2 separate regions of the Homo sapiens genome follow, and region 2 is linked to region 1. Evidence: read pairs that join two places in POLR2A ChIA-PET (ENCODE). Cell type or tissue: IMR-90. All regions are shown on one strand.

Evidence for each region. ChIA-PET counts read pairs that join two places held together with the same protein. Peaks named below come from ENCODE experiments on the same cell type or tissue, not always from the same donor. Only the 100,000 strongest peaks of a DNase experiment are listed, where the experiment ranks them.
Region 2: POLR2A ChIA-PET joins it to region 1 with 6 read pairs; 1 of 35 experiments calls an interaction of 5 or more read pairs at or near these places.

What each region holds. Positions count from the first base shown.
Region 1 is chr11:115,902,509-115,907,508 of GRCh38, reverse strand. No RefSeq gene overlaps it. Among named protein-coding and RNA genes, the nearest start is that of LINC02703, 15 kb to the left of the region's middle. In IMR-90, no CTCF peak of the experiment used is centred here; a DNase peak (open chromatin) is centred at 1,988.
Region 2 is chr11:114,198,153-114,203,152 of GRCh38, reverse strand. The region is part of intron 4 of ZBTB16 (zinc finger and BTB domain containing 16); the gene reads right to left. Among named protein-coding and RNA genes, the nearest start is that of NNMT, 96 kb to the left of the region's middle. In IMR-90, no CTCF peak of the experiment used is centred here; a DNase peak (open chromatin) is centred at 4,882; H3K27ac peaks cover 556 bases.

The DNA of each region.
Region 1 (5,000 bases):
GACATGGCTTAGATGCATCCTTTTATTCCTAGCAGGTAGCACAATATTCTGCATATAGTGAGTACTCATTGCATATTTATTGAACAATGGATACATTTTAAAAATATAAAGAATGAAAAATGTTACTTAAAAAACTGACACCCAGAGAGGTGTCTAAAACTCTAGCCTAAATCCCATGTGCTTATAAACAAAAATTATAATTTTGACCAAAAACCAAGCATATTAATTTACTGCTTTAACCTTTACAACTATGCTATGAAATAGACAAGGCTGGCTTTTCTACCCTTCACGATAGGTAAAAAACGGAGGCTACAAGAGTGAGTTTATTTGTCCAAAGCCACACAGCCAGCTGGAGGCAGAGGCAGGGGGCAGGAGGAGGCAGCAGGTTCCTACTTAGTGGGCCATGTCCTACAAAACGAACATGCTCACTGGATACTTGACGGATGATGAGCAGAGTATTTTATGGGCACCTATTATGTACTCAGCAACTTATAGGAAGCTTTGGGAGCGCTACAATTATAAGACACAGTTCCTGCTTTCACGGACCTTATCACCTGGCTGGAAGGTCCTGGAACCCACAGCAAATGTTTAAATAGCCATGTAAGGCAGAGAATGAGAAGGGCAAAAACAAACATGAGAGACCCTGAGCAGTGTGGAGCTCAGAAAGAGAGTAGACCGGCACTGGTGGCAGTAAATGAGGGATGGTTCTAGTTGCATCTCAAAGGAGTCGGGAGCATTGATTCCAACACTGACCGTGGTTCAGTCTGCAGGACTGCTGAGACTTACCTGATGCCTGGGAAAGAAGGGATCTTTGGCCTTGCAGCTCTTCACTCCCTTCTCATCCCTGTTCCACAGAAAGACAGGCAGAGAAGCCACCTGAGCAGCAGGAGAAGTCATCCTCTCCCGAGTGACCCCCGTTTTAGGCACGAAGGCTGCCTCCTGGGGCAGCAGTGGAGGGCCCCTCTATTAATGGGGCCCCATGCACTCAGGGTGTTACTCCCTGATGAGCATGAGGAGCAGAGACTGAAGGGGCAGACTCCTTCATCCCCAGAAAGTTGCCCAGACCCTTTAATTAGCGTCCCCAGCTTGTTACATCTGCCACTGTTTTCCCCCAAGGGATACAGCCAGGCCTCACTTGCGCTGAATGTTATCTTTCAAGAGCTCAGAGCAGAGTGCTTTTTCAGTAACCCCATCAAAGGATAAGCTAGGATTCAGATAAGCTTTTCAAGGAGGAAGTCGGGGTTATAATTTTCAGAGACTTCTGAATGTCACCTCCAATTTTCAACTCTTCAGTTCAAATGCCAGTTTGGGGGAGCTGGGCAGCCTCAGATATTGAAATGGCAACCTCTGACCTCGGTCCTTCCACATTCCTGGTCATCTTAGAGCCCGGCAGATCCAAGAGTTGAAAGTGCTGGAGATGTCTGACTTTATAATAATTCTGCTTCTCAGAAGTGCAAATTACGCAGGAATTGGTGCTAAACTCTCCATTAACTACGGAGTCCAAGGAACCTTTAGTTTCCCAAATTACCTGTCAGTTTCTCCTTGACGCCATATAATTCTGTCGTTTAGAGGGAAAAATGGTTGTAATTTGAAATTTCAGTGAAATTTCTAATTGAATCTGCATTTAACTTTGAAGACTTAATGTTCCTCCATTTCAGCAATGGGTTGAGTCGCATTTGAAATTTCAGTTTCATCTTCCCCTAAAATCCACAGCTCCTTTCTCCTATCTCAGGCAGGAACACACATTATGGCAGCACTGGCTGCTCATGTTTCATCATACAATCTTCATCCTGAAACAAGACCTTCAGAGGTCATCTAATCTATCCCCCACCTCAGTACTGGGAGGGAAGATGTAAGAGCTAAGCTCAAATAAGGTTTAAAAAATAATTGCTTCCCCTTTAAAAAAATCTCATAAATGATGATATACCACAATGATTCTTAGTAATGAATTCTGGTAACTCCTAGTCATCATACTGATCAAGTCATAGAAATATTTAGGTTTTGTGGTTTTTAAACATTCTCCCTGAGGAAACTTTGGAGCAGACATGATGACTGGGGGAGTGGGGGGCAGTTCTTGATTTATTTTCTACCCTCATGTAAACCAGAAAAGCTCACTTAATATAATTAATTAATTAGAAGTGGAGCTTTTCTGGTTGAAATGGTTTGATTTCTGCTTATATATTCACTTAAAGGAAGAATTCCTTAGCATTGGGAGAAAAAATGGATTGAAATCTGTTGAACGAATATCACATTACATCTGAAGCAACTGAGACCAGATAACACCATGTTGAACTCAATGCCACTGGCTCATTTATTCCACACATATTTATTGCAAGCTTTTTATGTGTCAGGCTTGTTCTAAGCACTAGAGTATAGTAGTGAACAAAACAAAGCCCTTGCCCTTATGGAGTTTATATTCTAGTGGAAAGAGAGAGACAATAAGCCAGAAATCAGTGAATATTGTGCCCAGGTAGTGCTAAAGGCTATGGAGAAAAATAAAATGGAATAAAAAGACAGAAAAAAACACTCGAGGTGGGAGAGGTGTGCTATTTTATATAGGATGGTTAGAGAAGGCCTTATGAAAAGGTAACAAAACCTTGCTATGCATATAACCAGGAAAGGAGCATTTTAGCAGGAAAAAATGTAAAATAGAAAGGGCACAGCCAAAGCTGTGGCCGAAGTGCAGTGAACAAGCGGGAGGACTGAGAGAGGAGGTCAGAGGGGTCAGAGGGATCAGAAGGGCCTGATCATCTAGGACGCTTTAGGCTGGCATAGGTCGTTCTGAGTGAGCCGTCGGAGAGCTTTAAGCGGAAGAGTGGCATGATCTGACTTAGTTTTTCTAAAGGATGGCTTTGGCTGCTAAGGGGGCTATGGTTGGACAACAATGGAAATCAGGAGACAGGTTCACCTCTTCGGAGGCTGTGGCTATAATCCAGGCAAGAGAAGATGTCAGGGTGAAGAAGGGTGGTGGCAGTTGGGGTGATGAAAACATGATGAAGTCCTGGATATTTTCTGAAGGTTGAGCTGAAAAAATTTGCTAATAATTTGCATTTGGAGTGGGAAAAAAAAAAGTAGAGTGAAAATGACACCAAGGTTTTATGGACTGAGCAAATGGAAGAATGAAAGTGTCATTTTCTGAGATGAGGCAGCTTAGGGAGAAGCTGATTGGGAGGGAAAATAAAAGTTTTGCTTTGGTTATGTGCAAGTTCCAATGATACCTGTTAGACATCTATTAGTCCTCAAACAAGAACAAACAATTTCTCCAGCACCAAGAAAGGATTTTTCTGCTATCCCCTTTCACCTTTCAGGAGCAATACAAAAAGTAAAATAGAGCCAATTCAAAGTTTTAACATGTCACCTTCTCTGCAGTTGGTAGCTCAACCATTGGTTCACTGGCCTACTAATTTCCTTTCATTGAATAATATATGCAAAGGGATACAAGCTCATTTTAACAATAGCCTATGCAAAACAGTAGTCTGCTGAAACTTGACCATCACAAATGTCTGCCTAAATCATGGAGAAAGCTTGCTATCAAAGTTGCAGATGGCACCCAGCTGGGAGGGATAGTTAATAACGCTGTATGACAAAATCTAGATTCAGAAGGCAGGCTAGAAGGAGGGGATAGAATACACAAGATGAATTTTATCAGAGATACATTTTGGGTCCCACCCTTAGTTCCAAAATGAACTGTGCAAATATAGAATGGGAGAAGTCTTAGTTTTCTAGAAATTCGTGTAAAACAAAGCCATAGGGGATTAGTTGACTGTAAGCTCATTATGGAATAGCATGGTACATGACTTTCAACAAGACTAATGTAACATAATAGAAATGTAGTGTCCTGAATAAGAGAGTTAATCATCTCAACCTATTGTGCACTGAACTGTCCACACATATCAGGATAATTATGCTCATTTCCAGTGCTGTATTTGAAATCGCAGTGAGCATCAACGGGAAGGTGCTTGAAACTCTCATGGCTTTCAGGATGTATCTTTAGCTATTGCTTTGGGGAGATAAGCAACGAGAGAACTGACTGAATATCTCTCATGCGGGGTCATCATCTCCTGGTGGTTATTCCTCACTTTTGATTATTCCAAATTGAGGTTGTGGGCTAATGCTTATCATAAGACCAAAGAATGACTCATTTTGATCCATTCTGAATACCATCTAGCCCACTTTTCTTATGCAAAAGACACTAATCCCATTGGCATTTAAATAGTTCTTTTGTAAAATGTTCAGGTGATCAGCCCCAAAACCATAAAATAGAAAGGGAAGGAGTAGAGAGAAAAAGGGAAATAGAGCATAGGTTCATCTAAGCTTACCTGTTTGCCAGCACCACACAGAAGGATGTAGCACCACACAGAAGGATGTGGCCCCACACATCCCATGTGGGTGCTCTCAGTTTCCTGCTTTCACCTCTTCACTCATCTGCTTTCTCACAGTCCTTGTCATTTAACTCCTCCCTGACCTGTTGTTTCTGTCCCCACATGCCTATCCTAGAAAAAAGAGTCAGTCCCCACTTTATTCTTGGCTCTTAAATCTGCTGCCTCAGAAATTCTTCTCTGCTCAGTTCCTGCTGTCTCCACAATGTGGGGAGAAAGATAAATTCTATGCAGCAAATTTGGTGGAAGAAGGCTGGGAAGAGGTCTTGAAAATGAAATAGAAAGTACCACAGTGGCAATTTCCTTCCAAAGACTACCTGTGTCGCTCGCAAATGCCTGTTACTCTTACTATTATAAAATTGGCCCTTTTCATGACAGGGATAGCTAGCTTCTATATTGGAGACTTGATGATGGCAACTAGCCGCCCAATTAGGGACTATAATTTCTTGGTCTCTCTTGAAGCCAGGAAGGGCCATAGGACTAGAATTCTTGTCAATGGAGTGTGAGCAGGAGTGGTGTACATCACCTTCAAATAATGGAGCTTAAGAAATAGGTGTATCTTCCACAGTCTCTTCCCATCTACTAGCTAAACGCAGAAGATTTTGCAGCCATAGGTGAGAA
Region 2 (5,000 bases), 1.7 Mb after region 1:
TAACATGCATCAATATTTTACTCTTTTTATGGCCAAATTATAGTCCATGGTATGGATATACCACATTTTGTATATCCATGCATCAGCTGATAGGCAATTGGGTAGTTTCCACCTTTTGGCTATTGTGAACAACACTGCTATGAATGTTCATGAGTAAGTTTTTATGTGGACACATTTTCAATTCTCTTGGGTTGGAAGTTACTTTTTGAAAATAAATTCTTGTTATTAGGTTGTCATTTGTCTCTCTCCCACATTAAAAACAAAAAGAGCACAGGACAGTTAAAAAAAATCTGAGACTTCCAACTACTTGGGTTCCAAATAAGTGATACCTGCCTGTCCTTGCCACACTCCAATCTCACACACACACTTTTACTGCATTCCCCTCTGCCCCCTCACCCCGGGGCTCCGCAGGACTGCATCCTTAACCCACAGCCCTCACCAGCCCAAATTATGCCTCTAAGCAGGAATCTTCACTGCAGCATATGAAATATTTAAGCCGCTTTTCTAAATATATACATTATTTAGCCTACAGTCTATAAAATATTGATATTATTTGTTTCTCCCACGCCCAAATATCTGCATTATTTACGGTACAGTTGGGGAAACATTTTTCCTATTGCCTGTGTCACTGGGGCACACACAGATTGGAGAGAGGCAATAGTGACAGTTCTCTCGCCCAGGTCACACAGAAGGCCCTGGGAATGCAGGAGATAACAGTGTCCAAAGCCAGATGGACAGCACTGTAGTCACCTCTGTGACCTCGTGGTACCATGGGAACAGGGAGCAAACACCCCGTTATTTCTCGAGGGCAGTTTTGTATTCCAAGCTCAGTGCCCCACTACTGTTGATATTTAATTGATCCCCAAGTCTCCCATATGGGGAGTCACTCCCACTTCCAGCTGAGCTCATTCTTATTTGTGGCCTCTGTCACCCCCTCCAGGTGTGACCTCAGTCCTTATGTCGGTGTAAGAAAAAGCTCTCTTCTTACTCACTTCCTCCGTCAGGCCCATAGTGAACAAGACAGCAGCCCTGACCTCTGAGTGCTGGCACAGGCCCATTCCCCTGTGCTGCATTCTCCATCTGGCATTTATCTGTTCTAACAGTGGGAAACTGAGGCACCTGCCAGTGTGGCTGAGATACTGATGTCCATGAGCGCTCCCAAAACTCATTTATTTGTACTTGCAGCCTTTTCTTTTTAGAAGTCCTCCTTCCATACACAGAATGAGACTTGAAGGTGATATTTTTCTTATTTATAAAGTGACTTTAATTTTTAAAATTATGTAAGTGATATGTGCTTGTAAATCATCATTATTATTACTCAAAAATAGATAAAGCAGAAAGTAGAACACCTTTGCCCTATAATCCCACTTCTAAAGATAATCATTGTTAACAGGTATAGAGCATTACAGAGTCTTATAGGGTGGCTTTAGTATTTTATATGAAATGGGACCACACTATATAACCTGATTTCTCTAATCAGCTTTTATCATGCAAAACATCATGGACATCTTTCCATACCATCATTGACAGATTCCTTACTTTTGGATATTTAGGTCATTCTCATTGCTTTGCAATTACAAATAGTGTTGCAATCAGCATCCCTAAGGAAAGCTTAGAAACTTTGGTACATAAAGGCCAAAGTCGGGGATGAAACGCCAAGGGTTTCTGAGCATTTGCCACACTGTCTCAGGGGCCTGCTGATAACAGGCCCTACTGCCACGGCGGTCGGTGGTTGAGACACTGGTCCCCGGATTCCTCAGGGAGCAACCCTGGGCCCGGCTTGGTGGCACGTACCTCCTTAACTTAGACACCTCCAATGAGATGCCAAGGTGTGCAATGAACTTTCTCCTCTCCTGGCTGTCTAACTCAGAAGAGGTTGTCTCTTCCTCCTCCTCCTCCTCCCCCTCCTCCCACCTCCACTCCCTTTGGGTACCTCTACTTACCCTGCCTCTGTTTTGAATCTCTAAAATAATGTGACAAGTTAATGATGGTACAATTATCTAAATGTTTAACAGACATGTTATCTAAGTGAGTCGGATTGAGATTCCATCCCGCTGACAGTAAACATCAATGGTGGAGCAGAAAGCGATAGGCAAATTATAGCAAACCCTGCAATTTCAATGCTATTAACTTTGGAGGAATAACAGCCTTGAGGCCTGTAAACTCTGAATAAAATAGGCCCTTGTGTTTGTCCAACTATTAAATCAAAATGCTACCAACATCCTAGAAAAAACAAGGCAATTTATGGCCTTTCAAGTTTCAGTTACACATTGGTTTTTATTAACTCCTTTCTGTCATCAGGCAGCCATGGCGTCACTAAGGAGAAGGGTGAGAAGTCAGAGAGGAAACACAGGAGTGGACAGTGGGAGAGAGAGGGATAAAGGAGAAGCTTGAGGGGCTGAGCATGGGCACGAGGGGAGACGAGTGGAAACCTGAGATCAAGAACTGAGGTTGATTATTCAGGACTCGGATGTGGGGACAATTCTGAGAGTGAAGGGGCAACTCAGACCAGTGAGGACGGTGAGTCCTGCCAGATCACCCCAAGAAAACACCAACCTGGAATCCCAGTCCTGCCACTGGATGAGTCATATTATTTAAGCCTCTCTGGGCCTGTGATTCCTCATCAGTGATGCAGACAGTGAAGCCCCCCTTAGTGGTGTCCTGATGACTATATTGGACCATACATAAAAAGCCACAGTGCTGGGCACAGACCACGTTCTGAATAATAGTCCTCAAAGATCAGACTCTATCCTTCCCCTCCAATTTCTAGAACAGTTTTTAAGAGGCAAAAGATCTTCATCTTTAATCCCTTCTTCAGACACAGTAGGTATTTAATACACTGTTACTGAATAAGCTACTAAATAAAGTGGAGGAATTCTTGTCTACTGGTGAGGGACAGAAACTGCAGGCCTCTAAAAATAACAGTAGCAAGCAGCTACCACTTATGCATACATCAGTCCTCCTTCCCAGGGCTCAGGGCTTCACATGTATGATTTTTTTTTTCTTTTTTTCTTTTTTTTTTTTTGAGACGGAGTCTCGCTCTGTCCCCCAGGCTGGAGTGCAGTGGCGTGATCTCTTCTCACTGCAAGCTCCGCCTCCCGGGTTCACACCATTCTCCTGCCTCAGCCTCCCAAGTAGCTGGGACTACAGGTGCCCGCCACCAAGCCCGGCTAATTTTTTGTATTTTTAGTAGAGACAGGGTTTCACCATGTTAGCCAGGATGGTCTTGATCTCCTGACCTCATGATCCGCCCACCTCGGCCTCCCAAAGTGCTGGGATTACAGGTGTGAGCCACCGTGCCCGGCCCCACATGTATGGTTTTATGTAGTTCTTACAGCAACCATTATGATTATTAATCGTAGTTTACAAATGTGAAAAACTAAGGTTGAGAAAAATACAGACCATCAATGCAAGATCAGAATCTTAGGCTGTCCTTGGAACCACAGAACCCCCCAAACAGTACTTTTCTTGCCCAATTCCTACACACTACCTTTGAGAGAAGCAAGGAAACGAAGCCATTTGTCCCATATGAAGCAAGTCCATAGCAGAGCCAGGATAAGAACCTAGTTCTCCTTCTCCTAATTCATTATTGCTTCCAAACACCATGCTGCCTCCACATCCCCAATGGTAATCTGCAATCACATTTCCACTAGGGTGGGAGGCCGGGGAAGGGCAAGGTCTGTGTCCTGCCCACTGCCCAGCGGCATCCATGGCTGGCATCCCCATCCCGGGGCCCAGCATCCATGTCCAGCATCCCCGTCCCGGGGCCCAGCGGCATCCATGTCCAGCAGCCCCGTCCCGGGGCCCAGCGGCATCCATGTCCGGCATCCCCATCCCGGGGCCCAGCGGCATCCATGTCCGGCATCCCCGTCCCTGGGCCCAGCGGCATCCATGTCCGGCATCCCCGTCCCTGGGCCCAGCGGCATCCATGTCCGTCATCCCCGTCCCGGGGCCCGGCATCCATGTCCGGCATCCCCGTCCCGGGGCCCAGCATCCGTGTCTGGCATCCCGGTCCCAGGTCCCAGCATACATGTCCAAAATCCCTATCCCAGGACCCAGCATCCATGTCTGGCATCGAGAAACACTCAAGATGTCTGTGGAGGAAATGAGCTTCAGCCCTTTCTAATCCAAACCTGCCTTGCTTAAATTCTCCTTCTCCAATCCCAAAAGAGCCAAACACCACTGATCCCCTCAAATCACTGTCCAGGGCAGTGATGCTTCATATAAAATGTGCTGGGGTGATGAAAGGGCAGAGCACAAAGGACTTTCAGGGCAGTGAAGCGGCTATTCTGTATGATACAAAAATGGTGAATGCGTGTCCTTACATGTCTGTCCAAATCCACAGACTGTACACCACCAGGAGTGAACCCTCATGTGAACTGTGGGCCCTGGGTGACAATGATGTGCCAGCGTAGACTCACCAATTGTAACAAATGTACCACCCATGTGGCGTGGGATGTTGATGGTGGGGGAGGCTGTGCACTTGCGTGTGAGGACGGGGGTACAGTGGGAACTCTATACTCTCCATTCCATTTTGCTATAACCTAAAGCTGCTCTTAAAAAAATGAAATTTATTAATTTAAAAAAGAGTATCGGGGGCCCCTCCAGAAGGTGGCCAGAGGGGCCCTGGGAGCCACTAGGGTGAACAATGGAGAGAAAGAATAGCTGGTCTGGGCCAGCAGGAGACGGCTGGGTTGTTCCTCCCTACTCTACAGCAAGCAGCTCCAGCACAGCCGAGAGCCCCTGTGCTTGGAAAATAAAACTCTATATTAGGCATCAAACATGCCTTTATAGTAACAGCATGAAATTAGGTCAAGAGTAAATCTATGCTGGGGCACTGACTGTACAAACAGCAGCACATGACCCTCCTCCCAAAGTGCCTATGACGTTCCGCGGCCGTTCTTCAGCCTGAGCTTTCTCATGTTAAATTCCTTGGCACAGAATGTGAAATGCTATACAAATCACCTCTGATATTTATAAAAGTCAAATGCTATTATGTT